3 separate regions of the Mus musculus genome follow, and all the other regions are linked to region 1. The links are chromatin loops, found by intact Hi-C in ENCODE. Cell type or tissue: heart. All regions are shown on one strand. Links, peaks and the distances in the headings refer to the core of each region. The heading gives the core; the rest is flanking DNA. Region 1 has its middle 76 kb from the start of Jazf1. Region 2 overlaps Jazf1 (JAZF zinc finger 1). Region 3 holds the start of Jazf1 (JAZF zinc finger 1).

What was found. Hi-C counts contacts between places; a loop is a spot of excess contacts. Peaks named below come from ENCODE experiments on the same cell type or tissue, not always from the same donor. Only the 100,000 strongest peaks of a DNase experiment are listed, where the experiment ranks them.
Region 2: a loop joins it to region 1, with 2.2 times the contacts of the local background. A loop is called at or near these places in 2 of 42 quality-filtered maps.
Region 3: a loop joins it to region 1, with 2.5 times the contacts of the local background. A loop is called at or near these places in 6 of 42 quality-filtered maps.

The regions. Positions count from the first base shown.
Region 1 is chr6:53,139,115-53,149,268 of GRCm38, forward strand. No RefSeq gene overlaps it. Among named protein-coding and RNA genes, the nearest start is that of Jazf1, 76 kb to the left of the region's middle. In heart, for the core only: a CTCF peak has its summit at 5,100 (motif pointing left); no DNase peak of the experiment used is centred there.
Region 2 is chr6:52,964,465-52,974,618 of GRCm38, forward strand. The region is part of intron 1 of Jazf1 (JAZF zinc finger 1); the gene reads right to left. Gm33219 (a long non-coding RNA gene) reads right to left here. Exons shown (of 2, transcript XR_377681.3): 1 at 6,590-10,154; 2 at 694-6,542. Among named protein-coding and RNA genes, the nearest start is that of Gm33219, 7.0 kb to the right of the region's middle. In heart, for the core only: CTCF peaks have their summits at 5,503 (motif pointing left) and 7,856 (motif pointing right); a DNase peak (open chromatin) is centred at 1,747; H3K27ac peaks cover 3,070 bases.
Region 3 is chr6:53,062,916-53,073,069 of GRCm38, forward strand. It overlaps Jazf1 (JAZF zinc finger 1), which reads right to left and starts at 5,709. Exons shown (of 5, transcript NM_173406.3): 1 at 5,538-5,709. The coding sequence starts at 5,652. It overlaps Gm33097 (a long non-coding RNA gene), which reads right to left and starts at 5,080. Exons shown (of 2, transcript XR_377680.3): 1 at 1-5,080. In heart, for the core only: no CTCF peak of the experiment used is centred there; DNase peaks (open chromatin) are centred at 4,916, 5,306 and 5,666; H3K4me3 peaks cover 2,038 bases; H3K27ac peaks cover 1,971 bases; H3K27me3 peaks cover 5 bases.

The DNA.
Region 1 (10,154 bases), core at 774-8,773:
TGGGTAATAGGGGGTCAAATTCTGACTGAGCCATCTCCCCAGTCCCATTTTACTACCTTATAAATAATGCATACTTACTGTATAAAAATTGGAAAATATCAAGGAAAATCACTTGTAGTCTTACTATCGGGAACTAATCTGTGTTTCAGTTCATTTTTGAATATTAAAAGGATGGCCTCAAAACTCTTAGCTGCCTCCCGGAGCAAGGAGCTGCTTCTGGCTGTGCCTTGGGCAGATTTTGCCTTAGGCGTTTGATTTCTTCCCAGGTGTCAGTTTGTGTCGTAGGCTCAGTGACTATGAGGAATGTTCCTGCTCCAAGGATTGGTGAGAACAAGTCATACCTCTTTGGGCTGGCGGGCATGCCTGACACACTTCATCAGCCCACACAAGCTGCTCAGAGACATCCAGATTGAATAGAGGGGAAGAATCTTTCTCCTCTGATGAGATGAGGCACTGAACAGTATTTCAACACACCATATTTTGATGATTATATTTCCCCATACCCCTTGATATTATAGAGAGTTGTCTATAGAAGTTTCTATTACAAAAAAAAATGGTTTGTTTCTGAATAAGCACATGAAAGTGCTCAATATCATTTGCCACTGAAAAAAATGCAAATCAGGACAAAACTGAGACCCAGCTTCATCTGGATTAGAACAGCTGTTATTTTAAAAAGCAAACCAGAAGGTAAGTGTTGCTGAACAGGGCAGAGAGCGATGGGAACCTTGTTCCCTGTTAATGGGCACAGACAAATGGTGAAGCTGCTATTGAAGCAGCGTGGTGGCTCTCCAAACAACAAAAAGCAAAATGATCACATGGCCACATCCAAAGAATGAAAAGCTAGGTCTGGAAACGATACTTGTAAACTCTTGTTCTCAGCCACATTGTTATCAGTCACTAAACAGTAGCAACAGCCCAGATATTTGTTGATAAAAAAGTGGAGAAATAAAATGTGGAGTATCCACACAGTGGGATAGTGCTCAGGTGATGAAGAGGCCTTTTATATATATAAAATGTGTATCCTTGAAGCATGATGTTAAGTGGAAAAGCCAGCCACAAAATGTGACTTAGAATATATAAATAATCTATAGATTACTAGGCAAAAAGAAAAGGGGTGGGACCTGTAGACCACCTTTACCCCAGAACATCTTGTACATAGGGCAGACTGTAGGTCATAGGTTTTGTGGCTGGGTTGATGTCCCAGTTCTTGCACTGGAAGCCTTGCCTGGTTACAGGAGATGGCTGGTTCAGGTTCTGGATCCCTCATTGCTAGGAGTCTTATCTAGGGCCACCCTTGTAGATGAGTTTCCATTGAACTAGGTTTCTACCTCACCTCCAAAATGCCTCTCCCAGTATTCTTGCCCTCCATCTGATCCCTGTTGTGGTTCTTGAAATGGGGACTCACATTGTAGCCTAGTCTAAACTTGAACTTGAAACAACCCTACTGCCTCAGCCTCCTGGGCACCAGGATTATGGAATTAAGCCTCCATATGTGGGTTGACAGTAGGTGTGACAGAAAATGGTTACTACAAACAGACCCTCTTTCTGGCACCCAGCATAGATTGCTCCCATTAATCTGCTTTTAGTAGGCCTGGGACTCTTTATATATCACGATTACTATGTTTCAGCCTGGTGTTCATATTAGAATTTTACTTTCTCTGTAGTAAGTCTTTCTGATTAAATGATATAGCTAAATTTAAAAAGTGAACAAGGAGGATGGGGAAAGCATATAAAGGTGATGAGGGAAAATCCCACTTCATTCTCCCCACCCCCACCCCCAGCTGCTCATTCACTGCCTCCCAAGTCATCTGTTATAATTAACTTTCTCACATATCCTGCTGAGAAAGAGTTCATATGCAGGAAGTATCTGCTCTCCATTCACAGCTATGCAACGACTCTTCAAAGCTCATTACATCTAGCAAAACACAAATCCCATATCCATGAAACAACTCTGAAACTTTCCCCTCAGCTCTTAGGAGCCATCAGGCTACAGTCTCTGGGACATTGACTACTCTAGGGACTCCAGGTGAGCATCTTTATGTCATATTTATAATTTTGTAACTAGCTTATTTCACTTAGGATAATGCCATCAAAATTTCTCTACACTGTAGCATAGATCATGGTTTCTTTCCTTTGTTAAGACCGAATAACCTCCCATCATGTGGTTATACCACTGTTTGCTTATCTGTCCATTCATGGGCACTGTGGTACTTCTGTGTTTGGATTAATGATACTTACTTCTATGAACATGAATTGTAGGTATTTCATTAGAACCCTGCTTATAATTCTTTTAGGTATATATCTAGAAGTAGAATTTCTAGATCCTATGGTAATCCTATTTTCGTTTTTTTAAAAAACTGCCAAAACATAGTGACTGTGCCATTTTGCATTCTTACTAGAAGTATATAAAGGTTCCAGTGTTTCCACATCTGTTACCAACCTTACTTTTGGAGGCTTTGATGGGGCATTCCTAAGACTATATACAGTACTCTAACTCTAGATCTGATTTGCATTTCTCAACTGAGCAACATGGTTGAGCTTCCATCCCTTGACATGTCACTGGCCATTTACAGACCTTAAGATGGTGACTAAGGTCTCGCATCATCTGTTTTAAATCAGGGGTGGCTGTTCTTGTGGTCCTGTATTCTGGCATCACTTCCCATTGTTAGACACATAAATGGCATGTGAGCTCTTCTTGCCTCTGCATCCTTTGGTTGTGTCCTTTGATGCTCAACTCCTAAACACCGGTGTAGCTTAGTTTATGTACTCCCATTGCCTGTGCTTTGGTCTTATATCTCCAGAAGCCATTGGTAAGTCTGTGGGTAGGCCTTCCCTGTTGTCTTTTGAGCAGGTTTTAGTTTTACCGCTTATGTTCAGGTGCTGGATATATTGTGAGTTAACAGCTAAATGGTGCAAATCAAGCCAATGGCTCTGTCTTCAGCTATTTCTAAGTTCTGTAACTCATCCACAGAGCCTTTGCATTTCAACAATTATAGTTTTGCTTGCTTAAATGTAGCTTGATTCCCTCATGAATCTGCCTAGACATTTGTTATCATTTGCTATTTATAAATATTTTACTCTTTGAATTTAGGAAGCATTTCTTTTTTTATTGTAATATGATCTGAGTATTTTATTCTTTCTTTTTTTCTCTTTCTTTTTTAAATTTATTTTTCATTAGGTGTTTTCTTCATTTACATTTCAAATGCTATCCCCAAAGTCCCCCAGACCCCCCCCCCACTCCCCTACCCACCCACTCCCACTTCTTGGCCCTGGTGTTCCCCCATACTGAGGCATATAAAGTTTGCAAGACCAAGGGACCTCTCTTCCCAATGATGGCCGACTAGGCCATCTTCTGATACATATGCAGCTAGAGATAGGAAGCATTTCTATACAGACATGTTTTATTTGTGATAACTGACACCCAAGGTCCATTGGGAGAAGGATTTTTCAATTTTTGGGTGTAGTTTCTGTGGACTCTTAGGGTGGCTTGTTCTTGTGTATTCTTAATTTTTTAAATTGTAAAATTCATGTTTTACTTAGCCAATCCTTTACCAATTCAACAAATATAAATTGAGTGTTTACTATCTCTAAGATATATGTATATGTTGAGAGAGAGAGACAGAGAGAGAGAGAGAGAGAGAGAGAGAGAGAGAGAGAGAGAGAGAGAGAGAGAGAGAGAGAAGGTTTGGGTCTTTTGAGACATTTGTTGGTTAGGACAGCAGAGGCAGAGGTTTGAACTCTGTGCATACCAAGCACTTACAAACCAAATTATCTCCCCATCCCCCGAAGATCTATTAATTGTTAAGCAAAATACAATATGCATCTACAATGGATTGTTATTCAACCTAAAGAAGAAATGTTGACATATTCAAAACATACATGAAAGTTGACCTTATAAAATAAATAAATTAAGCCAGCTTAAAAAAAAAAAGCCGTATAAACTGGGTATGATTTAAATCCAGTGAGGTGCCTAAAATAATCAGTTCAGAGGAGAATATTGGTTGCCAGAGGTTTGTGGGAGGCTGAGGACAGGAGGCTGTCAGCTATGGGGAGAGTTCTGCATGCAGGCTGCCTTGTAATAAGAGTGTACTAGCATTGCTGTTCGGTACACTTAGAATGATTGCCCGGGAGAAGTTGATGCTATGTGTCTGTGTCACAACTAACATTTAAAAGGTTAAAGAACAAGAACGAGGGAGAGACATTAGAGATAGTAAGTTTGGAACTGTTCCGGGAGGTTCTTTCGTAAGGGAGACAGATGATGACAGAAGATAGGTCAGGAGTGTTTGTGCCTATTCTAGCCTGACCTGTCTGTTCAGATGCACAAGGAATTGTATTTATGGATACAAGATTCCCTATAAGAAGGAAGCATTAGCAAGGTTCAGGCAGAAATTGTTAGGCAGGTGAGTTTTGTGCCTACACTAGGCTACTAGTGCCTACAATAAAATACATTAGTGTTTTTTCTTTGATATTTAGTGTTGAATATAGATCAGATACAGTTGTTAATACTTGCTACTTGGAAAACACACAAATTAAGGCTTTATATTATCTTCAACCGTGGGAGCCACATATGGAATCTTAGGAGACTGATGTGCTAGAGAGCTGTGAGGGTGGCCCTCGGCCCACATCCCGCCCTTCTGCTTCTAGCAATTCCTAGGTCTTACGGAGGCATTAAGAAAAATGGGAAATTTCACCTTCAAGTTTCATTTGGTTGCATTTTGCTGTATATGAAAAAATTAAAAAATGACTATTTTTGAAAATAGTTGCCAGTGGGATAGAAAAATATCTGTTTGGGAAGGAAAAATTTGTGTAAATTTTCTAGAACTTTTACCTTGGACCATGCAGTGATTTTTTTTTTTTTTTTTTTTTTTTTTTTTGGCTTGGGCAATTTGAAAGTGCCTAGCTATCTACCTTCCAAAAAACGGGCCTGGTAAATTTTGTGACTTGCCAGTTTGTGTGAACAAAATGAGGTCTTTATAAAAATCTCAATTCGGTTTCTGAAAGAGATTGATATAGCTGGACAGTTAACAGAAAGGTCTGCTCTACTTGGGCCTGAAATTCCTTCTTTGGGTTACAGACTCTCTGCCCCCTGGTGGCCTTCCAGGGGGCTGCTTTGGTTGCTTTGGGTTTTTCTTCAATGCAGGCTTTTGTACCAAAGTCTGGTTTGATAATTACGTGGTTGCCTGGCTGCAGGTCCTTAGAACAATTATGCATCAGGCTTTTGCTTGTGTGAGGAGGCTGGGTCCCAGCCTGGAAATGAAATGTTTAGAAGTCATTTAGTTCACTTGGATGACCAAAGACAATCTGATAGCCAGGCATGCCACAGTCTGCATGTGTTTTCTTTCTGTCTGTCCCCTTGAAGACAGTGTGATGGCAAGAACACTGGGGGAAATATAATAAAGGAATCAAGATCACCCACAGCCTGTCAGCCACAGGGTCCTCACAGTGAGTGCCGTTGCTTCCTAGGAGTCTCTGGGAGTGAGAGTTATCTGTAACTGTTTGCATCACAGACACTAAACTCTAAGCACATTCAGGTCATAGAGAGCATGGAGCAAGATAAAGACGATGGACCCAACCCAACCCAACCCCCAGCTTGCAGGCTAAAAATGGGCTCACATTTCAAAAGTCCCAGAGACTAACATGTGGTGATAATTATGCCAAATTCAAATTCCAGTATCCAGAAAGGAAGTTTTATCGAAACTACATGTTTATTTATGCATCATTTGCACACGCAGAGCAAAATGGTAGGTAAAATCAGAAGTGCTCACATCTTCCCGTTATTAAAAAGGTTATCAGCTTTGATGTGAGATTAGCATTTCAAAACCCTCAATGTTTAAAAAATATGGCATCAAAATTATAATTTAGTCATTTAAAAATTCCTATAGAGTTGAAGATGTAGCTTACTAGTAGGGTATTTGAATAGTATATTAGATCCCCAGAAACACACACACACACACACGCACATACACACATGCACATACATGCATGCATGCACACACAGAAATATAAATGTATGTTAATTATCAACATTTTCCAATTTATTTCATTTTTTCCCTGTTTTAGTTATGCAAAACAAAAAAATGTATAGGGATTGTGGAATTTCACTGTTAAAATAGAAGCAGTCCATGCTCCCGATGAATTTTCACATATACTACTATGCCAACTCAGTGTTTAATATTTTGGGATGTATAAACGATGTTTACTGGGTACCTCACAGGCGTCTGTGGGTGTAAAGGTCTATGTGAGCTTTAGCTTTCTTTTACACATTCTTTTCTACCTTTTCCTAACCTAATGAGCTGCTGCTGTCTTGGGCAGGGGTTAATGGCCTTCTCCCCTCTCCTCCTTCACTGTGGCTGTCCCTGCCCTCTTCCAGGTGACCTCGTGTGGCAGACACCTTGAGAGGGTAAACTCACTGGGAGTTTTAGCAGTACACCTTTGAGAAGTGAGGGAACTGCCACCCACTTGTTCTTGCGTCAGGGAGAGGCTCCTTTAGCGGTATGGAGTGGTCTGCCTTTCCTAGAAGGGTAGGAGTAGAGGAATGCTCACTCTCTTGCCGAGGAAGGCTGGGCACTTCAATTGGTCTCTGCAGAAATGGCTAGAAGTGTAGATGCCCCCACATGTGGCCCAACAGTGCCTGTCTGACCACAGTGACACAGGAGGTGGCCCTTCTCCCCACTCCCCTGCCCTGCCAGTCATCTTCCCAGCCACCTTGACTGCCTTCTCACACAGGTACCAATTTATAGTCAAACTCCAGTTTGTGAGTGGATAAGCTTTTCACACATCACCCACATCTGTCCAAATGCCTTTTAAAACATGTGAACTATGGCCTCCCAATTCAGCGCTGTTTCACTGTGGACAGGATTTGCATTTCCGTCATGGCTATGGGTTGAGAATCTTCTCAGGTGCCTATCAGATGTAGATGTCTTCTGCAGAGAGATATCTAATTCTCTTGGTTGCGTTCCTGGCCTTTACTTTGTTGAGCTATACATGTTGTGATATATGCTAGGTAAATTATCTTATCAGAAGTATTATTTGAAGAATTTTTTTCCATCCTATGGATTGCCTTGATGTTATGAACACTTTTAATTTAATGAAGTCCAATTAATTTATTTCTCTTTTGTCGTGGTGCTTCTGGAATTTTCCCTGAAGATTTACCCTTAGTCCAGGGCTGTGGAGATTTGTGCCCATGCATTCTTCTAGATGCTGGGAGACTTACCTCCCCACTTATTTCTGTACTATTTTAAGCTAGTTTTGGTGTTTGCAGGAGACAGAGGCATACACATTTAAGAATGAAATCTAAAGCCATGTTACATGACAAACACTCAGCTTTTAAAATGCTGTCCAAAAATAAATTTACAGTCACGGTGAACTAGTAGCTTTAAGTTCCTAAAACGTCCTGCTTTGAAGTTTAGTAGAATAGACATTTCAATGGATTGTCACTAGGCTAAACTTCAGAAAGATATTTAAAAGGATGCTTTCTCCTTTTACAATCTGGGGAAGGGATTGACAGTGGCTGCTGTCTGAGAAGGTCCGTATGACAGAGCTCTGCATTCTTATTTTCATAAGAATGATGGTCATAGGAAAGACGTGGAGTTTCCCTAAATGTGTTTCCCTAGCTACTATGGTAAGTGCTCACATGCCGGTCTGTATCTTAACCATCTCTGCTGTTTGTCCCATGTCCAAGATGAGGGTTACTGCTGTTAGCCTATGTGAACAGTGACTTGCTCAGTTCTAAAGAGTGCATGGAACTGAGCAATAAACATCTTCTAAACTATGTGATCAACTGTATATATGGTCCCAACCAGAACTATTAGCTGTAACACATGCCTTCATATTTACTTGTAGAACTGAAATCAATTATCCTAAAACCAGTAACAGGGTTTTTTTGTTTTTTGTTTTTTTGTTTTTTGTTTTTTTTTTTTTTTTTTATGTGCAGAAGACATTTAAGGCAGGAAACAAATACTGGTCTAGTTTAATATTTGCAATAAGTACCAAAAGGTGCCCCCCCCCCCGGCATATCTTAAGATGAACTCTAGTTTGTTTTAATAAACTATATGGCTGAGCTAGCCCAGGCAAAGATATGCAGGCCAGTGGAACATGCTCTGAAGGCACTTCAAGGTGGACTCTCTGTACTGCAAAGTCTCCGAAGAAGCAGTCTCTCCTTGAAGGCTATGGTGTCTGATCATTAAGCCTCAGTGAACAGAAAGTATGTACCTGAGTTTCATTCCTTTTTACCATGCTAAATTGAATTTGACTTGGAAACAAACAGGCTTTTTTTTTTTTTTTTGAGTAAATAGCAGCTGGTATATGTTGGAGAGTTTTTTCCCAGTTCTTACTTCTTTCTTTATCATCTTTCCCTCTGCTATCTACACCCCTTCCAGTTTGCCGTACTCAGATTACCATTCCTGATTTCTCTGTCTTCTTCCCCGAGGAGTTGCTTCCTTCACCCAACTGCTTATAGAAATAAACCAAGGCTTCTCTTTCTCCCAACCACCTGCTCAGTATGCATTCGGGAGACCAATTATAACTGAGAGGAAAATCCCCTTCGAACAGCTGATTCAGAGCATGGATTTGGAGGCTTATCTTCTGTCTGCATCATAGGGTCATGCCAGGGTCATCCCTTGAGCAAATGTCTCTTTGGCTCCTACCGAGCTTATCCTGCAATGTGCATATGGGGCCCTCTTTCTTTGGTCTATGAAACTGTTGAGCAGAAGCACCCCTTTGACATTCTAACCAGAGTCTTGACATCACACAGTACACAGCATTGCAGAGTTTGACTGTGTGCTGAGACCCTCCCTGAGTACTTTCTATTGATTTCTTTAAAAATAATTATTAAAGAATAGGGTAGCACTTCTCAGACTCCTATCCTAGATCCTGCAGCAGTGTCACAGAAATGACAATTCCAGTTCAGTTGCTCTGTATTTCTACCAAGCTCTCTACCAAACCTGATGCTGTGGTCCACAGAAGCACTGAGTACCCAGTGCTAGGCACTGCAGCCTGGAAAGAACTCAGGGTTCTTCCTGACAGCCCAAGGATTTCCTTTGAACAGCTCTCTGACTTGACTGAGTATGCATTCATGTATTGTCTCCTCTACATAGTTCAACTCTACCCTTGCCATCAGCATATGTGCTGAAGGATGCTTGTCTACATGTCTGCTTCCTAGGTTGTGAAAGTACAGAGTAGAGATAAACTGTTTTTTAATGTGAGGAGCTAGAACATCACCTGGAAAAAACAGTAGGAATTAGACAAATATTTACTGAAGAAAAACAAAAAACCTTCCACCTACCAACACATACACACATTGTAGTGGTTTGAATGAGAATGGTCCATATGTATCTTGGTTCCCAGTTGGTGGAATTGTTTGGGAAGGATTAGGAGGTATGGTCTTGTTGGAAGAGGTGAGACACTAGGTGTTTGCTTTGATGTTTCAAAAGACTCCTGGGATTCCCAGTAAGTGCGCTCTCTCTCTCTCTCTCTCTCTCTCTCTTGTGGTTATGGATAAAAATGTGACTTCTTAGCTGTTCCTTTGCTCTGCTGCCATGGATTTCAAGGTTCTCAGATTGTAAGACATATTAAATACTTTCTGTAAACTTCCTTAGTCATGATGTTTTGTCATGGTAATAGGGAAGTAGCTAGTATATACATAGATAAAATTCATAAAGTTAAAATCATCTTTCCCAAACACCTACATAGACTGAAAGAGCAACAACAGATGCAGAGACCTAGCTGTACTATATGGAGATCTGAGCTGTGGTTGGTTGAATTGCACCCTCCCCATACATAGCAAAGTCCTTATCCCCAATACCCAAAATTGTGACTTTATTTGGTAATGGGGACATTGCAAATCTATTCAGTTAAGATGGTCACATGGAGTAAGATGGGACCTTCACTCACAAAGACTGCTGTCTTTTATTAATTGGTTGATTGTTTCTTTGTTTTGTTTTATTTTGTTTGAAACAGGATCTTATTTAACTTAGACTAGTCTTAGACTCATTTCAGAGCTGAGAAAGACTTTGAACTCCTGATCTTCCTGTCTCTAATTCCTGAGCACTAATATTACAGGAATGCATCACCATGCTTGCTTATGTCTTTATATGAGGGTGTATTAGTTAGGGATCCTACAGCTGTGACAAAACATCAAAGCCAAAATCACCCTG
Region 2 (10,154 bases), core at 1,394-9,393, 170 kb before region 1:
CGTACACTGCTTGCATAATCTGGGCACACTGTGGGGTGACTGTCTTTAAACCCAGGTCTTGCTGCTCACTGGTGTCAGCAGTGACTGTGCTCAGAATGCCAGCCCGCTCCGTACGGTGTGAAAGTGTGGTGATGTTGCTAGCCCAGGGTGAAAACTGACTTGAAACAACCGCAATAATCAAGCTCCCTCCAGACCCCTGAGCTATGTGAAAGGGCAGATGTAAGGAATAATTAATACAATTCAAGGAGCAGCAAGAGCCCACACAGCACTCAAGTTCACAGAAAATAATTGCTACCACATTTGGTATGGACTCTAACTATCTGAGAGTCCACCTTAAACACATCAAAAAGCCCAAAGCCAGACCTCAAATGCAGGCTGTCACTGAGACAAGTGTTTTTAGACACACTTGGAAGTAACTTTTAAAAGCTACAACTGTAGGAGTTAGAAAATAGATACACAAAAAGAAAATATACACCCCCCTCATAACTCAGCTCCTTTTCACCACCCAAAAACTAACACATTACAAGTAAACACATAAACACTTCACAGAAAATCACAAAACTAGAATGAGTTAAGTGAGCAAGTTACTAATCTTTGTGTTTTCATTTTTCATTATCACAAATGAATTTTTAAAAAATATATATATATATATATGCATACTACCCAAATGTTATTCTTGACACATATTTAAAATTTTTTTTTACATTTTATGGGTGACACAAAACCACCTACATTTAGGGAAAATACAAAGCCAGCCTCTCTTGCCTAGTCCCTTCGTCCCAGCCAGCTGATGGCTTTGGTGTACAGACAGGTGACTAACAAGCAGCAGATAAAGCTACTCTCTCACACAAAGTAGAGCACCACTGACATCTAGATTTCACTGATCAGAGGACTCCCTGAGACAGGCACTCTTCATGGCAAGAGGTCACCCAGGGCATAGCAGGGCAGGTCTAGCGGTCTAGAGCTGGGCCTGAGACCCAGCTTGCTCTCTCCTCGCTGCAGTGTCTTCAGAGACAAGCTCTCCCCAGCCTGCCTGCCTTCAGCAGAGTGCTGACTTCAAGCTGCTCACCGCCCTATTGTCTTATGGAAGGTCTCACCCAAGAGTCCCAGGCCTAGCTAAGCAAACTCTTGAGCAAATTGACTCTCCAGAACGGAACCCCTGTGGTTTGCTCTGGTTTCACTTCGAATAGAGGACCAAGTCACCGGCACCTACCATTCTCACAAACCACGCTTCCCCTCAGAGGGAGGAGGAGCCTTCACACCTCACTAAGTGGCTCCAGTCTGCACTGTCCTGCTGTCTGGGAACAGTTACTCTCCAGAAGTAATTTCGGAGATGTACACCCTGTCTGCATAGAAGCCCCTGGACTTGTGCGTTGTTCTTTGTAGTAAAGAGAGACAAATGGCTGCGAGAATCTTATACTTACAGAGTGATGATTAAGAAACAAAGAATAGCTTAAAAACACAATTAGAAAGACATGGTATAAAAAAAAAATAGGAGTCCAGATGTCAAGCACACTCTGCCTTTTAAATTGGTGTGGAGTCTCACAAAGGAAACCAGTTCTGGCTAGTTGGGAGCAGCAGAGGGGAGGCCTCTCCGGCATACTCTACTTCTGTGGATTTATCAACACACAGCTAACCTGCGTTAGGAAAGCCCATGCACACTATTTAAAGTGCCTCGGAGTGGTCCATGGGCTGCACTTTTTCCTGTCCAAGGACATTTAAGTCATCTCATGCAAGCACGGTGACAGGTCACTGTGAGGGTGCCAGAAGGGGAGTGTAGGTGCAAGTCACAGGAGGAAGCTTACTTGTAGCTAAAATTAGTAACTGTTGCAGTCAGAGGAACAATTACAAAATTTGAGCTGTGGAGTAGAGCTCAAGTGGAAAGCAGGATTTTAATCTTGTGCTCAATATCTTAAAATGCTAAAGGGAAAGAAATGGTCTACACAAAGAGGAATCCAAACTCAGCAAACTCCAAGAAACTAAGGAGGGGAAGATAACAGAAATCTCTCTCTGTGGTCATTTGAAGTAAACTTCCTATTTGTATAGAACAAAACAAAAATGAGGCTTAATAACTAATAAATATTACATGAAACAAGCTATTTAAACAGCCTGGTGTTTGGCATTTAAAAGGTTTTAAAATAATACCTTCATGAGCGTTTGAGGCTTTAACTGTTATATGCCTCTTCTCATTAATGAGGTCATTCTTGCCTGGAGAGCTGTGTAAAACTACTATGTTTTTAATGGTGCCCAAACAAGACTGAATTGACATGGCGTTACGTGGTGCATTTTGGGACAACCCACTCAGGGGGGAATCCTTTAAGGATCCTGCAGCCGAGTGCTTATTACAATGTTTATAACAACAGCAACAATGGTTGCTGGGCTATGCTCTCATTTTCTGGAGAGAAGTAAAGGATGAAAAAGGATGTGGTCCTGGAAAGAGAACATGCCTTTCCTTTAGACAAGGACAGAGAGCTACCGACAGCCTCCGGGCCTCTCCACATCTGTGCCCTCAAATGGGCAGCAAACGCAGATCTGTTTCCAAGTCAATTCCCCTCACTATCCAGAGCAGCGAGGCTCCTCTACGCCTCCTTCTGCCTGTGAAACCTTTACTTACTTACAGGAAGTCACGCGTCTGACAGAGAGTAATCCCATTCCAAGAATATTGAAGTCACTAGTTAAATGCTGGAAAATAATTTTTAAACTTGCATAGAGTAAATACAACCTCCTAGTCTCACTCATCTCAGTTTCTTCTTCACAACGTTTCCTATACAAATACATACTTTAAGTTAGTTTTTCTCTCAACATATAAGACTATATAAAACTGCTTAAACAATTAGACAATATTATTCTTTCTAATTGCTGCATACTATTCCATATTATATAGATATACTCTTTGAGCACTCTTGATGTTAATGGATATTTAAGTGAATCTAAATTTTTTGCTCTTAAAAATTGTTCTATTTTCATAGGGTAGAAGTCTAAGGCCTTCTGTGTCCTTAGTTGATTTAAAACTTAATTTGACACTGGTAATTTTGATCCCAGTGACATCAGATCATAAGTCATAAATAAGGTCCTAACAACCTCAGAATAGAAGAGATGGCTGAGAACACTGTCACCTTTAGAGCATTTTCTCCTCGTGGCTTATTATCCTGAGTCTGCTGTTTCTCCCAGGCTCAGGCAGCAGAGATGCTGATGTGCCTAAAGTGCATGTTTCTCGACTAGGTCTCAAGTCCCGTGGCCTTGACTGGATGGGGTCCTGCTGCAGTATTAAACTGCTCTAATTGCATTCTTCAAGCCAGCTGAAGGCTGACAGCTTCCGCTCCCGGCTCATTATCAGGGCACTTCAAGGGGCTCCATTATGAGTAGAGCACCTGGTCCAAATTTATTTCAACGGCCCAGAGAAAAATGGGAAGGTGCTTAATGTTCAACCACAATGGTGACATTTTTATGAGATAGCCAAGGTTCAGAAACAAATAAATGAAAGGTTTGAAAGGAGTATGAACAGAAACCATGACAATAAAAATTCAACATTAATATATCAACTTAAAACATATACCACCCATATACTTGGGGTAAGGCCAGGCTCAGCATAGACAAGCCAGCAAGAAAAGGGAGAGGAAAAAAAGCCAACAACAGCCTCCTCTCCCTGTGACAGGCCTCCCTGGAAAGACAGACGGAATTCCAAGAACGCTGCAGACAGTCAGACTGAGATGTAAACCCTGAGTCCTGGTTAAAATAACAACTTTCTCACCTCCGTGAACCCACATGAGAATGGAAGAAAATTCAAGTAGAATTCGGGGTATCTGAAATGTATGCTGTTCCTTCTTTTTCTCTGGTTTGCTACAAATTGCTGTCTTTCACTTAAGAATTTAAGGAAACGTGTAAGTTAGTGAATCTTTACACAACTGTCTCTCTAAGAGAGTACTTGCAAATATGCACTGAGCACTTCCTAATAAATGTACACTAGGGGCTTTTCCTAGGTAGGCCTCAGCAGCCCCAGAGTAAGGCCTGCTCCTGGGATGTAAATCCGTATCCAGAGACGCGTCGGAGCTATGCTCGCTGGGCTGAGCACTTGCAGAGAGAGGACTTAGTGTACAGACGGCAACCAACTTTAAAGGCCAGCAGCCCAGCTGCAGTGCATTAGAGAGCTCTACCCTCCACTAAGAATTTGTTTAAAGAAACTTTTAAAATAAATATTTGTGTTCTCTCCCTAAACACAACAACGGTCCTTACACTGGGACCTAAGAAAATGGTGAACAGAAACCCTGGTGCTGGCCCTTATCACTGGGAACGAGAGCTCGACAGGGGCCGCACCAGCGCAGGGCGGTTAGGAAATGTTTAGTCTCTTCAGAGAAAAAGAGGTCAATTAATCACTACAAGGATTTTTTTCCAACTATTAGCTGCTTTTGGCTTTGGAATTTTATCTTTTTCAAGCATTTTCCTTATTAAGCGAACTCTGCAGATGTGCAATACATTAGTATGCCAAAGTACAAAGACTTTAATTATTTTACTGATTTAAAAAGGCAGCTAGATACTACCTATTTTTCACATACTGACTTCCCCACTCTGGTCTCAAATTGAAAGTTATGAATCCTGGGTAGCCAGCCTAAACAGGCAATGCTACTTGAACCTTTTTTTTTTTCTTTCCTTCAACTAACAAACATACGCTCTTAAAATTAATTACCTGATAGAATCACCTAAGTACAAAAGTGGCAGAACCCCCTGGAGTAAATCTGAGATTCGTCCAGTGAGTCACCACATGTGGCAGACCACCCAGTGGCCTAGGTCTCTGACTGGAGAGTTAGGAGAGTCTTCAGCTGGTGGTGGGAGGGTGACTTGGGCAAGAGCTGATTGGGTTTTAAAGATATGGGGCCTGCTTTCTCCTTGTTGACACTCTCATGATCCTCTGTCTTAGATTTTTAAGATGCTTCATATAAACTAGCTTGGAACAACTGAGAGATTGGTGAGACTAGGCAGGGTGGTTTGTATGAGGTCAGCAGTCCCATCCTTTTCTGTCTCGTTGGAACAGAAGAACACTGGGGTCACTCAAGATGCTTGGTCAAACAAACATACAAACAAAAACAATCAACACACAGAACCAAGAACAACAAAAAGAAAACAAAAACACCAAAACCAAAACATAAAACTGCTGGCATAGGACATATGGTTTTCTACATTTGTACACCTTGTTAAATATATGTCACTACTATGATGATACTGCCCCACCTGTTGGCAGGGGGAATTCTAGAAGAGCCTTAGATTCAAGCATGGGATTTGCTGGCTGTGTAACCATTTCCTGGCCATGTAAGTCACCACTAAGCCTTCAGGGTCAGTCTACCTACCTATAAGGGGGCCACAGCCATGTCTGCTTTTCCCCTCACAGAGAACCACTGAGCCCACCATACATGTTTGGGTGACAGGGCTTGCAGGCTCAGAAGCCTTCATGCTGCCAGCACTCTGCCTGCAGGCATCTGTTCTCTGCAGTTGCCTGTGCTGCCCTCTTGTGGTAGGCAAACTACAATGCTACTCAAAAATGACAAACTAGCACCTGGAAGCTGGACTCAGTTTCAGGCAAGCAGCTTTCAACTGTCAGAATAGAAAGGGTCAGTAGACTCTAAGTATATAATGCAAAGGGTGGGCTAGGTCTCCCTTGATGCTATGCCAGAGCCTGCAATTTGGGAACAGAAAAAAAGAATAAATTAAAGAGGAAAAATTCTATACCCCCAGAAGTGTCTCACACTACGACAAAACATTTAAGACGTGGAAATGTCAGACAAGAGAGATAGATCTGCCAGTGCTGGTGGGAACCTCACCCTCTCCCTGTTTAGAGATAAATATTCAAGCCAAAATAATTGTTCACAAACTGTAGGAGCCAACAGCCACCCATACATTTGCCTGAACTCTAGACTTAGAATAGCTAACATTTAGAACAGGTAGAAACCCCAAGACACCGTATAGTAGTGTTTTATTATGCATGGCTTTGGTGGGAAAGGCAAGAAAATTTCGTGGAACCATTTTGAGTATAGAGAGGAGCAAGAGAAAATGGAGGATGAATACAATCAAAGTATGAATTTGTCAAAAAACAAGAACAAAAAGGAGGGAGGAGAGGAGGGAGGGAGGGATCAGAGGGGAGGAAACATGGAGGAAGTAGACAGCTGAGGGAGAGGTTTTTGTTTTGTTTTGTTTTTTTGTATCCTCTGACTTCAGGGTAATAGGGAAAACAGCAGGCTGGGATGCAACCCAGTGGAGATAAGGTTGGGGCCAGACAGATGTGGCATGAATGCCCCTCATGATGAGTGCACTCTGAGAGGAAAGCCATGCAGACGAGCAGCAAGTGGAGGGCAGCCACCAACATGAGCTCAGCTCCACCTCAGAGGAAGCCCTGGAATGGGTGGAATCAATCCTCAGAGGGCAGGGTTGGAGAAGAGATTTCTCCGAGCACCAGAAGCTCTACAAACGTTCGATGATGCTCAGCATCAGCGATGCAGTCTCTACCTGTATCAGCTACTCAATCCATCCGTATGCTCAGCCAGCATCTCCACCTGTATCAGCTACTCAATCCATCCGTATGCTCAGCCAGCATCTCCACCTCTATCAGCTACTCAATCCATCCGTATGCTCAGCCAGCACTGTAGGGTCATGGAAGGGGTCTGAGACGACAGAATAGAGTGCCTATGACATTGGATAAGCTTGGAGCACCAGAAATGCTTACAGTGACCTCTGCTGCACCCTGCAGCCATAACCAGAGCCCTATCCCATGAGAGAGGACATAGGGCAGTATTCTAGGCAATACTGACAGCAGGAACTTGGTATATTATAAAGGCCAGAGAATTTGGGATTCAAAATCTTTCAGATTCAAAATCTTGTGTTTCTAATCTATCAAGATTACCCCCACCCCAAAATCACAGACTGAAGTTTCTCCATCTCTAGTAGCTCAAATACAGCAGTATTCCCATAATATCAAAACTTCATTCTTCTATGTTCTTAACAAAGTGAATAGAATAAAGGGCCATAATGTACATACCTGGTTGTGACAGAGTAGTGAGAATTTATTGAATAAATCAGCGACGTAAGTTACATTAAGGGTCTAAATAAGTTGACTTCAAAACTCTCCCTAACTAAGAATACTATATTTTGAGCTAGAAATTAAATTTATTACTTAAAAGCTCCTTCGCTATGTTAGAATAAATTGTGTCTGATGGTCATGAGAAAGTACATGGAGACTTAAAACTTTTAAAGACTGCTAAAGCATTCTTCAGGCAAAATGTAAGACCTGGCAGAGCGTTTCAAACAGGCCATGCCACAGATCACCTCCTTCAAGGCAGCACATGTGCATGTGAGTGAATGTATGTGTGTACACATGTATGTGTGCCCGTATGCGCATGCTGAAAAGCTCACCACTCCAGTTAAGAGCAATGTGACGCCTAGGCCCCTCTCCCCTGGGCTTGCCATTCTCCTCTGCTTCTCATCACTCCTTCCTTTGTCCAGCCATGAAGGTCCTTGTCTAGGATGTCTTCATGGGTGTTCTGTGTTCTCTCTTTTCCTCTGTTTAGTGATGGCTCTCAAGTCTCTTCCTCCAGCTCCACTGGACTATCAGACTAGCAGGACAGATCACCCCAGCCTGTCTGAAAGCTCCCCTGTATCTGGCCCCTCCTCTGGTCTTCTCCAGAATGAGAGCCATATATGGGCCCATTACCTACCTTCAGCTCCTCCTGGAAAACACCCTCAGCTAAACCACAAAGGAGCAGGTGCATCCATCTGAAGACTACTGGAATCTGCTTCTGACCAGCAATAGCATCTGGCCCCAGGCCTCCAGAGCCATAGCTAAGCCACCCTCCAGAGGGCACCCAAGAACAGCTCCACAAATGCTAATCTGATCGTAGCAGTCTAGCTCAAGACTCTCCTGTCTCCCACAGGCCTATGAAAGCCAAGCTTCTCCAACCCTAACCGTAAGGCCTAGCTCGCAGCCTCGACCCTGCTGAGTGCTTCAGACTTACTTTCTCACTTACTGTGCCAGGGCCACAGATCACAGGACTTTACGTACCGCCCCTCCTCCCAGCCACCCCGTCTGGGACTATCTCTGGAAGCGATCAGACAGCTCTGCCCCAGGCTCCCCTTGGTGCTTCTTTTGCCCCTCAGCTTGGTTCTCACACAGGGTCAGAGGTTTCTGATACACTTCCCTACTCATAACTTTTAAGGCCATCTTGTATATAACTCAGCTTCCAAATCTGCATGAGGCCCATCAATTGAGAGGCACTCAATAAACAGTGAGTAATTATGACTATTTGACTTTGGGTTACTGTGCGAAGTGGATTGGTGCACTATACACTTGAGAATAATATAAATCTGGGTCCTCATGCCAGTTCCACAGTCACCAAGCTAGGGGATCCTAAACCATAGACGAAAACTTCAGGCTCTGTTTCCACAGAAACATCCACTTCATAGGTTGGCTGTGCGGTACATTTGTTCATGCCAGTGTGCTTAGTTATTTGTAGTTTTTAAAGTGCAGTGCCATGAGCTGATGTGTTACTGCATCAATCATTGACACTGTAAAGCTGAGCCCATGATGGGGTTCTTCAGTGACAGCTCTTCAAAGACATACTGGATCCCGGCTAACTCACTGAGGACCCTCTGCCATGGACTGTCAACCTCAGGATTATGTGGACTGCCCCTTCATCTTAGCTTGTCTGATTCTAAGTCTAACAACACAAAAAGATTGGTTTCTTGAATGACGAGAGAATGGTTACGGATGTAGTTTGATCATTACATCTGATATTGGGAATGGTCTAAATGTAACCAGTCATGAGGGCTGAATACTTGTCAGTCATGAGCTGCCCTATTGAAGCACTTTGTGTTGCCTGAAAAGGATTCCAGACGTGCTCCTTGTGCTCCACAGCTGGGGCGCTAAGGATGCCTTCCCTGCCAATGGTTTGCTACTGCTCGTTAAAGGGAAAATTCTACCTTCTAAAAGAGGGAAAGGGAAAAGATAGAATCTGAAAAGGCGGAAGTGAGTAAGAAAGAGGAAGAAATCCCACAACTGTCAGATTGTGGTGAGTTTAAGAGTCTTGCTAGGCAGGGAGGCTGAGACGGGAAGACGCTGTGTTTGAGGGCAGCTTGGACTAGGTAGTAAGGACACATCTCAGACATGGAATGAACCAATCAGACAGAGCCAAGTGGTACAGTCTTGCTCATTGGTTTTACAGCATGCTGAGTCTCTCCATCTCCTCCATGGGAAAAACAAACACACACAGCCACCCCTTTCAACCTGGTCAACTGGGGGCTTTGGAATCATTACAAAGTACAAGAAGATAACCACTTTAAAATAAAAACTTTTCATGTACCCAGTAAGTTCAGTAAATTGTGGCAGCCAGGCACCCACTTTAAAAGTCTGAGTTCTGAACACAGCTTCTTATCCATGGCTTCAGATTCCAACAGGAATCCTGGCCTCCTTCTGTTCTGTGCTTAGAAACTTCGAGACGTACTGCCAGTTAAAACTGTCAAGCATTCCCCAGTCCTTTCATGATCCAGCTAGAAAAGAAAGAAGTCTCAAGTTTCTGAGAGTGGGGCTCCCATCTCTTATGCAGTCTCAGTGCTCAGGAGATGGTGGGAACAAGCCTTAGAGCAGGTTTTTGTCAAGTTTCTCTCACTAGAAAACAAGATGTAGAGCTAGCTGGGTACGGTGCACACAGCTCTCGCCAGCACTTGAGACATGAGAGCAGGAGGACTGGGAGTCAGTCATCTTTGACTGACGTCTTTGGCTACAGGAGACCCGAAGGCACCTTCTTACTGAAGGTGTCCCACTGTGTACTTTCCAAGGGTTATATGTATTATGCTGTGTCCTGGAATTCTTTTAACTTGGAAAACCATTTTGTCTTGTTTTTAGCTTAAGGGGTATCTGCCCAGGCTAGCCTTAAACTCCAGTGCTCAAGTGACCCAGCCTCAGGCTCCAGGGTAGATGGGACTATGGGTATGTGCCATTGTGCCCTGCTTGTCTTGGAACTCCTCATTAGGACTGAGACATGACTTTATGTGGTTACTTACCACAAAATACCAAAGAGCTTAATACTGAATCATTTATTAAACGTCTCCTGATATATATATATAATTGTGTTTAAAGATGTCCTTTTCAGCCTAAAATGAACTATAAAATATCT
Region 3 (10,154 bases), core at 1,100-9,099, 76 kb before region 1:
TGCAAGACCAAAAGCTAACAGGAAAACCACCAAGTTCTGCAGCTCCATACCTGGCATTTGACATCCATGATAGAATGAATCACCTGGACTCCAAGAGCCTCGGAAGCCCTGGCCAGCTGTGCCACCTGAGTCCTTCCTCAGCAATACTCTATGGTCCTGAAAGTTTTAGCACACTGGGGGCTGGGGGGTTTTCACTGCAACTTCAACTTCATTTTCCCAATTCATGCAATGGCCTCTCAGGCCTCAGTACAGGGAAGCCAATTCTTCCACACATTGCCTGGAGTTAGCAGCCTTCTAGAATCTTGGCAAAAGCCTATAGGACAGCCCTCCTCCCCAAGCCCCTTACTCTTACATCTTTAAGCCTTTACTATCGGCAATTTGGAGGTCACTGCCAGGTTCTGCTGTCATCTTGAGATGTAGCCTGGGCCCTCTGGATCAAAGCTAGAGTGGCTCTGTGTTTGTTGGTTGCTGAATCTGCAAAACCGTTTTCCAGGCAGAAAAACAGTTGTCATCAGGCAGGGATGCACTTCGGTAGCACTCTCAGCTCAGGCACCCTCCCTTCTAATAAATCTGATTTTCATTAGATGGAGCCTTTACTAGGTGGGAGCTTGTCCTTGGTACCATCCCAGTTGTGCCAGTGCAGAATGGGAAGTTTCTTTAACTGTGTTCATCTCCTTAAATAACTACAAGAGTTTTTTTCAGCACCTGCCATGTCTGCGACCTTAAACCTGCTCCTTGCCTCAGGAAACTAGAATTTTCTTTAGGTCCTCCTGCTCCATTTTGTTGCTCTTTTTAATTGTAACCCTAGACGAAGGACAGTGAGCAGTAACCATAGCACAGCCTAAATGCTATCCTGCCTGGAAATTTACTCTACCAAACAAATTAGTCTATCACTTTTGAATTCGGTCTAAGTTCTCAGGATATGAACAGAATAAAGATAGACTCTTTACCAGAATGTAATGCCAGTGTCCTCTAGTCCTGTTCCTGACTTAGGCCTCTACTCTCCACATTTATCTCTGCATTTTGATCTTCCCAACAGAATGACCCACTAAGCTCTGTTTATGGTGTAGTGAGGTTCCTCTATTCTAGTCCAGTCTTCCACATGACTCCCATAAACTAGTTCCAAAGACTTCTATAATCTAATTTATTATAGCACCTGCCCCACTTCTCAGTACTTTTTTTAAAAATCAAAGTTACTTCTCTTATTGTTGTCATAAAATACCTGACAAAAAGAACTTACAAGAACATTTCTTTTGGCTCAAGAAATAAGGTACAGTCTGGCATGGCGGCAAGAAGTGTGCGGTAGCTGGTCACACTGCAGCACTAATCAAGAAGCAGACCACAGACAGGAAGTGGGGCAGGGCTCCAGGACCTTCTTTTCCCCAAAGGCCTACTTCCTCCAGCTGGCTTCTACTTCTTAAAAGTCACACGGCCTTCTATAACTAGCTGTACTACCATTTGAGGACCTATTATCTAGGCCCATGAACCTATGGGAGACCTTCCTCATTCAAGCCATAACATTTATTAAGTCATCTCAGGAAGCGAATCTACATTATTGATAGGAATTACCCTCACGTTTCTTTTCAGAGGCTTTGGCTTTATTAAGTTGATAGCTTACATACCTACTCAATGAAATGAAGCACCTGTGGATTATAGGGAAATAGGTAAAAATATCAACTCCAGTGATGTTCTAGGTCTAGAGATGCCCGTCCTGGCTTAGGGAAAGCCACTTCCTGTGACTAAGATTTTAGCCCCATAAATGGAAACCTGCATAATAAGTGACAGCTAAGGTGTGCTCTTGCCATCCAGGGGAAGTTAGTTCTCTGAGTTCATCGGACATGTTAGTTCATCGCCACTATAAGAACAAAATTGGGTCAGATTCCCGAGTCTCTCTTCCAAAGGCATGATCCCATCTCCCTGCTCCCTCTCATGTCACCTCTCAAAATTGTGACCCTTGTGTTAGCTTCTAGGGACTATCCTGACCATTTATTTAAAATCCTAACATTCATTACTCCAAATCTACTGTACCTTATTCTAACTTCTGTATCATTAACTACCTTTCAACACTCCTTCATTTACTTAAATTGTTATTCATCTTCTTTCATTAGCATTTAAGATACCCCAAACTCTGGTGTTTTGTTTTCCTTCACAAAAACAAACAAACAAAAGAACCCCAAAATATTTAGAATATTGGCAAAAAGCAAGTGCTAGGCTATTACATAAATAAATTCAAAATCCAGGTGTAATTTCACATATGCACCCAAAGATGATACCAGCTAATGGCCACAATTGCTTTCTGAGTCCCAAAGCCAAAAGGTTTCACAGCAGTGATACAGTGTAAGATTCCACAGCAGTGATACACTGTTCATGCACAAGTCTGGGGCATGACCTTCTTGCTGAATTTAGTGTTCTCTGTGTTTCCAAGCTCCCTTGTCACCAGTTTAACCTCACCTATTTATGACGGTCACACAAAGAGTGTTTCTACCAACTCGAGCATCCACTCACCAGGAGAAGCTTCTCTGGTCTCCAGGAAACAGCACCAGGCCTCTGTGTAGACAGTGGGGAGTGGAGAGGGTAGCACTTCACAGTTACCCAGCATGTGAGTGAGTGAGTGAGTGGGGCAGGCTTGGGCTTAGAATACTTGGGGTGTTTACGGAGACAGGACCTAGCTCCAGTACCAAACAAACAGAAATGAAAGGAAAAAAAGCAAAGAGCAAATCAGAAGAACGTGTGTCTTTAAGAAGCATCTTGAAGGAGGAAAAATGCTGCTTAAGAAAAAGACTAGTGAAAGCAGATTTATTTTGTCTTTGAAGCCACAGTTCCTTGTTCCTTACGAGAAATGGAAAAGAGTAAAAGCAAGAGCTGTGGCTGGAAGCGCAGGGTAAAACTGGTGTTTTGAAGGTGACGCTACAAGCCCAATAATCAGAATCACCATACACATGAAAATGCAGCCATGTAAGCGCATATATATATGTGTGTGTGTGTGTGTGTGTGTGTGTGTGTGTGTGTGTATGTGTGTATATATGTACATACACATATATACATACACATACATAAATCTATACATACATACACATATATACATATACGTACATACACATACACATAAATCTATCTATATATATATATATGAGAAAGACTGCCACTCACAACTTAACGTGGGTAATCTGAGTGATAAACAATAGTAATAATGAAAACTACGGATTTTGAAAAGTCTGTCAGTGCTTTTGACTAGAGATTAAATGGTAACAATTCAAAAGGAGTCTAACCCTCTTACAGATATATAAGATACTAAATAAGACCCTTGAATAAAACTAAAATAACATATACATCTTAGGTCTCTTCATGAATCTTTAATGGGGCCACTAGCTGATTAAAACATTAAATCAGTGAACCAACCATTTACAAAAAAACAAACAAACAAACAAACAAAACCCCTCATTATCTCATGTATAGAGCTTATCGTATATCACGTGTAGAGCAAATGACAATAAATAATAAAATGTAGAGCTTTCATGAGTACTTCTGTATGTTGACTCTTGCTTCTTTATCTAAAGTGTATTTATACAGCACCAGCTAGGCCAAACGTTCTTCTTCATGAGCTCCAATCCTATCTCTTTCTGCATGGCCCGCTGTCCTGTGAAGGCCTCTTCTCATCTGAGGCACACAGCAGTTCCAGTCAGCCTCTTCAAGCTTTGGGTTCAAGTGTTTGTTCATTTTAACATCTATTTTTCAAAAACTTTGCTGGAACAACTATTTCCCAAGTATAATAACTGTTAGCCTTGCCAAAACAATTTAAACTTCTTTTTCAATCCTCTCACCATTGAAAGAAAATAATTAGACCTTTGGGAGTAAGATATCATCACTTAAAAGTTTAGCTTTAGAAAATTCATAAACCCTTGACCCTCTTTAAAGATAGCTGCACAATACTGGGAAAACTTTGCCAACTCAAAATAAGAGGCTTATGATTTACCAATGCTAGTCTAAATCATCTGGCTCCAAGTTAACTCGTAAGAAATAATTGTGTTTAATTCATGTTAAAACTAAATTATCTTTCAATCAGCAGGTAGTCCCAAGTTAAGAAAGTTAACCAGATAAAAGTATTACTCATTCAACTTACATAAATTAACTGATGAAATGGATGGAACTTGGGATAACTGTTTTCTGTTATCATTTCTGTTTAGTTTAATAAGTAAGGGGAGTCCAGTGAGGAACTGGGAAAACTCGTCTTGAAACTGCATCACTACAGTTTAAGCCATGATGAGAAACTTTATACCTGGAGCACTTTTAGCTATGACTACTCAGTCACGATATGATTCAGCAGCTTTGCTACTCTATTAAACCGCTTTTCAGACCACCAATACTTGAGAGCATAGGTTCTTTACCTCACCTTTATCAGAAGACATGGGGAAAACTATTAAGGAGATACTTTGAAACTTTGAAAAATTTCAAAGCTTGACAATTACTCATCAGATTTCTGTTTTCAAAGGCATTCTGCAGACAGTTTCCATGATTAGCTCCCATTCTGGATGGCCCAGCAAATCCCGCTCTAAACTGGCACTTAGCGCGTATTAAGCGCCCACTGTGTGCAAGGAGAAAGCATTCTACAAAGCAAAGGGGCATGAGGCTCTGCCTCATTTTATTCGTGCATAAATGCACAGCAGTCGTGATTTACTCTCTCAACTTTGCAGAAACGTGAGCTGCATCCACATGGTCGAATCCATGTCATTCATTTGGTCTTCTCGAAGCAATTCACAGGTAGCCTCACCCAGGGAACCGGCTGCCCTCTTCACCCACCAGGCCACTCCGGGGAGCGGCCACACCTTCTGCAGGTGGCTGGGTCTTCTGAGCCAGAAGCACCAGACCCATCTCCCTCCGCAGGGGTGGGGATGAGCGTGCAAATGTGATGCAAGGACTTCCGTGGGGCGCAGGACTTAGGAGGTCCCTGGGTCCCGGGAGACACAACCGGCCCCGCGGGGCGCCCCTCCCCCGCGTCCCCGCGCCCGCGCCGCGCAGGCCCCGCGGGGACCGGCGCACCTCCGGCCTAGCCGCAACGCGGGCGCCGCGACACGCCCGCCCGCCGCCCGCGGGCTCCCCTCTGCTACCGGGGCCTCGGGGCGCTCCGGCCAGGGATGGGCGCGGCCCGCAGCCGCCCGAACCGCAGCCGCCGCGCCAGGCCGGGCCCCGCGCCCGCGCCGCTCAGAGCACGCAGCGCCCCGCGCCCCGCGCCCGCCGCCGCCGCCGCCGCGGCCCCCTCCCGCCGCGCCACACCTAGCAACCGGCGCTGACAGGACGCAGGCGGGGGAGGAAGCGGAATGGCTGCCGCCGCGGCGCCTCCCCGGCTCCCGCCAGCCTGACAGCTCGGGCCGGGCGGAAGCGGCGTGCGGCACCCGCCCCCCGCGGCCCGCGCCCGCCCTCACCCTGCGGCCGGCCATCCCCGCGCCCCGCGGCCCTCCACGCCCGCACCTTCTCGGGCGCCCGGCCCGCGCCACCCCGGGGCTCGCCCGCCGCCCGACCCCCGCCCACCCGGGCCTCACCGATGTGGTTGTCCTCGATGTGCTCGATGAGGTCGGCCAGCGTGGGGAAGTGGAGTCCGCAGCCCCCGAAGCGGCAGGTGTTGGAGAAGAAGGAGGCGGCGGCGATGCCTGTCATGGTGCTACATCGAGAGCCCCCCGGAGTCGGCTCTGCGAGCGCCGCGCGCGCGGAGGCGGAGGGAGGGGCCGGGGAGGGGGCAGGCGCGGGGAGGGCAGCGCGAGCCCGGGACGGAGGAGAGGGGGCGCGAGGTGGAGCGCAGCGCCGAGCCTCCGGGAGGCAGCGGGAGGCGGCGGGAGCTCGGGGGAGGGGGCGGGGAGGACTCGGCGGCTGGGAGGAGGGAGCAGGCGCGCGCCTGCAGCTGTGCGGGCCCCAACCTCCGCGACCCAGGCCTCACCTGGCAGCTCCCGCCTCCAACTTTACGTCCCTGGGCCTGCCCTTTCGCCCTGTGAGGTGCCTGCAGTCCGCTTGGAGCCTCCCTTGGTTATGCGCGCTACATTCTTAATAGATACACATCTATTAATTACACATGCTTTTCACCCCAGAGGAGCACTCAGGGAGTTACCCAGCCCTCTTAGGGACATTTGTTTGCACTTGGCCACCTGTCTAGGTGTGACGATGGTATTCACTAGGGACCCAGGAAAGGTAATTGTGTGCACCTTGTTCTTTAAACTTTCTCATTTAAAAAAAAAAATTAAAAAGTCCGTATTCTCTGGAGGTTAGTAGGAACTAATTGATTTTAATGAAGCTTTCCCCCTAGGCCAGAAGAAAAATCTTAGCTTTATTTAAATTTCAAAATAGAGCGCTTGGTTGTCAAGTGCATTTGACTGTGTTTTACATATGTATCACGTTTGTTCTCCCTGATTCTTCTGAGAAAACAAAAATCTCAATTTCTTTACCCCAAATTCCCGCACCTCCTGAACCCCGTGTTGTGGCTCAGGTCTGGCAGTGCTGCTCCAAAGACGAAAGGGGCAAGTGTAGAGGTTTGGAAATGAAAGTCAAAGCAAATTCGATTTTCACTTAAAAAGAAGATTTCACCAATCAGTTAGGATTATATCATCCTGTGAGCATTTAAGCCATACTGTTGACCAGATAGCCTCTTAAGAACCAGTTCTCTTCTGGTCTCCAACCGCAGTTGCAGTTACATTTTACCTACAAGGTGTATATTTTCTTCCAGGTGTTCAAGAAGCACCAGGAGATGTGCATGATTCGAGGGTGTAATTTTTAAAAAATTTATTCATGCATTCTGAATTTAGCATTTGTCTTTAGAACAATTTCATTTACCCGCTGGTGCATATACCTAGAAAAATAACAACCCTGTCTTTTTAAACTGCATATACCACTTGTGTTATCTCTAATATTAGGATTGTTAGGGCACTTCGTGTAAATGTAAATGCAGACATATGCAGTATTTCTGTCACCGGAGAAAATTTTCACAATCTCCCAGTCACAAAGGCTGAGGCTGAGTTCTCTCACCCATCGACATTTTTGTCTGGTCTGTCGCTTCTTTGAGCCTACAAGGTGACAAATTTGCCAAGGGGAGAGTTGAGTTGAGTATGGTTGGGGCAGCAGGTCATTAAAGTTCAGTTTGTTGCCAGAAATAATTTCCTGGGACCAAGTGAGGATGGGGGAAGGGCACCCAAGGGCTTGATAATGAGCCAGGGACCCGCTAGGCTGGAAGCTGGGGCCAGACAAGGGTCTAAAGAGCAGGAGGTAGAATTCTCCACCGTGAATTAGAATTTTGGCAACTGTGCAGTGTGCCCTGCTGCCCAGACAGGGAGGAAGGCCGTTAGCTGAGAGCAAGCAGGATATCTGGCAGATAGACTTCACGCCCAGTGACATGGAAATGCAATGAGAAAACTCCAGCCAAGAATGATGCCAGATCAGCCTCCTTAGAGATGCTAGGCACCCCAACTCTGCAGCAGCTGGGGGAGTGCCCCGAGCCTTGAGGTGACAATTCTGTTCTCAGGAGGAATGACTCTCTATGTGGAGTTATCAACTGCAGAGAGTGTAGGAGGCCCAGAGGTGGCTCAAGCAAGAGAACTCCTCCATGGAAAGGCCAGGAGAGTGTAAGGGAAAGGAGGAAGGAAGGGGGCTGGGAGCTATTAGTACATACCTCTTGGCTACCTTCAGTCCCTACCCTCTACTATTACAAAGTGTGCCTGCCAAAGTAAAAGCCTGGTCAGCCAAATTGAGCATATTGATTATTTTTAATGTGAAGAAGCAAAGTAACTATAAAAATGAATTATAATTTTCAAAGAGTTCAAATTATTTTGTGTGTCAAACCATTACATTTTGTGGGGAAAAAATCAGTATATTACTACAACTCAGCATAGAATTGGGGCTTGCTTAGTTGGCATCCTGCTCTTTTAATTGGCACACTTCTTTTCTCTTTTCGGTGTTTTAAAATCATCATCATTTACATCTTCAAGTCTACTGGTTTTGTATACACACCAAAGCAGCAATTGACAGGGACAAACCACAGGGTAACCACAGCAAACAAATGAAAAATAAACGCTTTGCAGTGAATACTTTACTTGTGCTCTATTACGTTTTAAAATGTTTGTTGCACGTTTGTACTTTTAGATAAAGTCTATATCTAGGCTATAAAAACCATGTAAACCAAGCACTTCATCCTGTGGCTTCCAAGAGACTGGTACACTTCTGTTTTGAGAAAACATTTATCTGTCTCACTTGGGGGAGTGAAGCTGTCTCAAAAGGGCAGGGTGGCAAGAGAACCAAAGAGTCAGATAAGAGAGTGGCCATGAACTACACGAATTCCCTGCCTCCGAGATCCTTTTTTTTTTTTTTTTTTTTTTTTTTTGGAAAACTGCTAGCCTCTCCCTGGAGCACTGTACCTCTCTGGGTCAGTATGTCTACTCAACATAGGGTGTAGAGTAATGCCATAGGGTAAAGGTGGCACTCCAATGACTTGCAACTAAGTGACATTACAGATAAGAGTCTCCTACATCTTACTATGCCAGGGCCCTCAGGATGGGCAGCTGCCAGGGAGGTGGGAACACGGTGGTTTCGTGGAAACACCTGAAAGCCAGCAGAAGGTCTGTTATGCCGTTGTCTGATTTCCACACAAGGATTTCAAGATACCCAGACAATCAAAGCATGCATTTCCTGTGCCCAATGTGGACCTGTGTCAGTGCTGTCAAGGGGACAGCCATATACAGGCCTCCAGGAAGTGCTTTTCAGGTTTACTCACTACTGCCTTCTTGGTGACTTAGGGGCATTCCTTTTACCCCCACTACTTTGAAGGATGAATGAGTTGTGAGATCTTCAGCAGCTCTGGGAAGTCTGCAGCCACCTCTACCGAGGTCTGATGCGTCCCTCTTTCCAGCTCTTAAGAACTAAGGCTGCACTTTCACCAATAGCAGCCCTTCTGTCAGAGATGGCATGTTTTCCTTAGGCTCTGCCTTCTTCCACAGAGCACTGTTACTGTTCTGCACTCTTGTTGCCCGCTTATGCAACAGTTTGTCAAATTGATCTTTTTCCAGCTCCGAAACTAATCTGACCTTGCCTAACATAGCTAGACCATGAGTTTGATCCCTACAACTGCAGTAAAAACTAGGTGAATTGTTCTTGGTTGGTTCCCCGGGCCTATCTACATAGTGAGGGTTGGCTTTACCCTAAGAAAGATTCTCTCCTGGGTTACACAAGTGAGCATTCTTCGTGAGCTTCACCTGGCTGCTTCTGCTCTACTTACTCTATATACACACGGTAATGGCATCCATCGCCAGCTTCTCCCCAGACCTCTCCAGAATGGAATTAATAAATCCCCAGCCAACTGCTGCAGTTCTGATTTAACCGTCTGGGTGAACTCTGCCACCAGTTTGAAGGGAGCCATCACTGCTCCTCAGGCCGGTGCAGCCGGATTTTTAAAATCAGGTTCACAAGAGCTGTCAAGCAATTGCTATTTCATTCCAATGACATGTCTTAGTCCAGCACACCACTAGGGAACTGCATGAAGGGCAGACCCAGGATTTGTGAATCCTGGAAGTCTTCATGGCAAGATGTGAGGGGCTGCAATTTGAGAAGGACATGTACAGTGCCAGGGGCTTTACAAGCTCCTCTTACATCAGTCCTATGAGTCTGTCTGTGGGTGATGTGACCGAGCCCATGTACTGTCCCCCTGGCTGCTGTGGCATCTGCTTATCACCCCTCCTTCCAGTGATGAGTTCTGTTGCTTTTGATGGCTATGAAGTATACAGTACGGCATGAATGCTTTTCCAAGGCTGCATAGCCCTTTTGCCCAAACCTGTGTCCATGTTATTGATGATCTCCCAGCAATGCATGGTGGATGACTATTATCCTCTCAGTGGCTTCCAGAGCTGTCTTTGTCCTGAGTTTCTGAGGTCCCACCAGCCTGCTGTTGCTATCTGTTCCTTCCAGACCTTGGGCAGGTGTTAGTAGGAGACTGAACTAGAGGACCAAGTCAGACACACAGCTCCATGATCCCATCTCCCAGGCTTGGCTCTCTTAGCCATACCTTCACTCTCTGAATTGGCTGCTTCTTCAGTGACTTTGATAACCCACTTCGGCGGGAGCCTCCCAGCCTTACTGCCTGAGGTTTCCCCAGAGTTGCTGACAGCTTAAGATGAACCAAATTATCA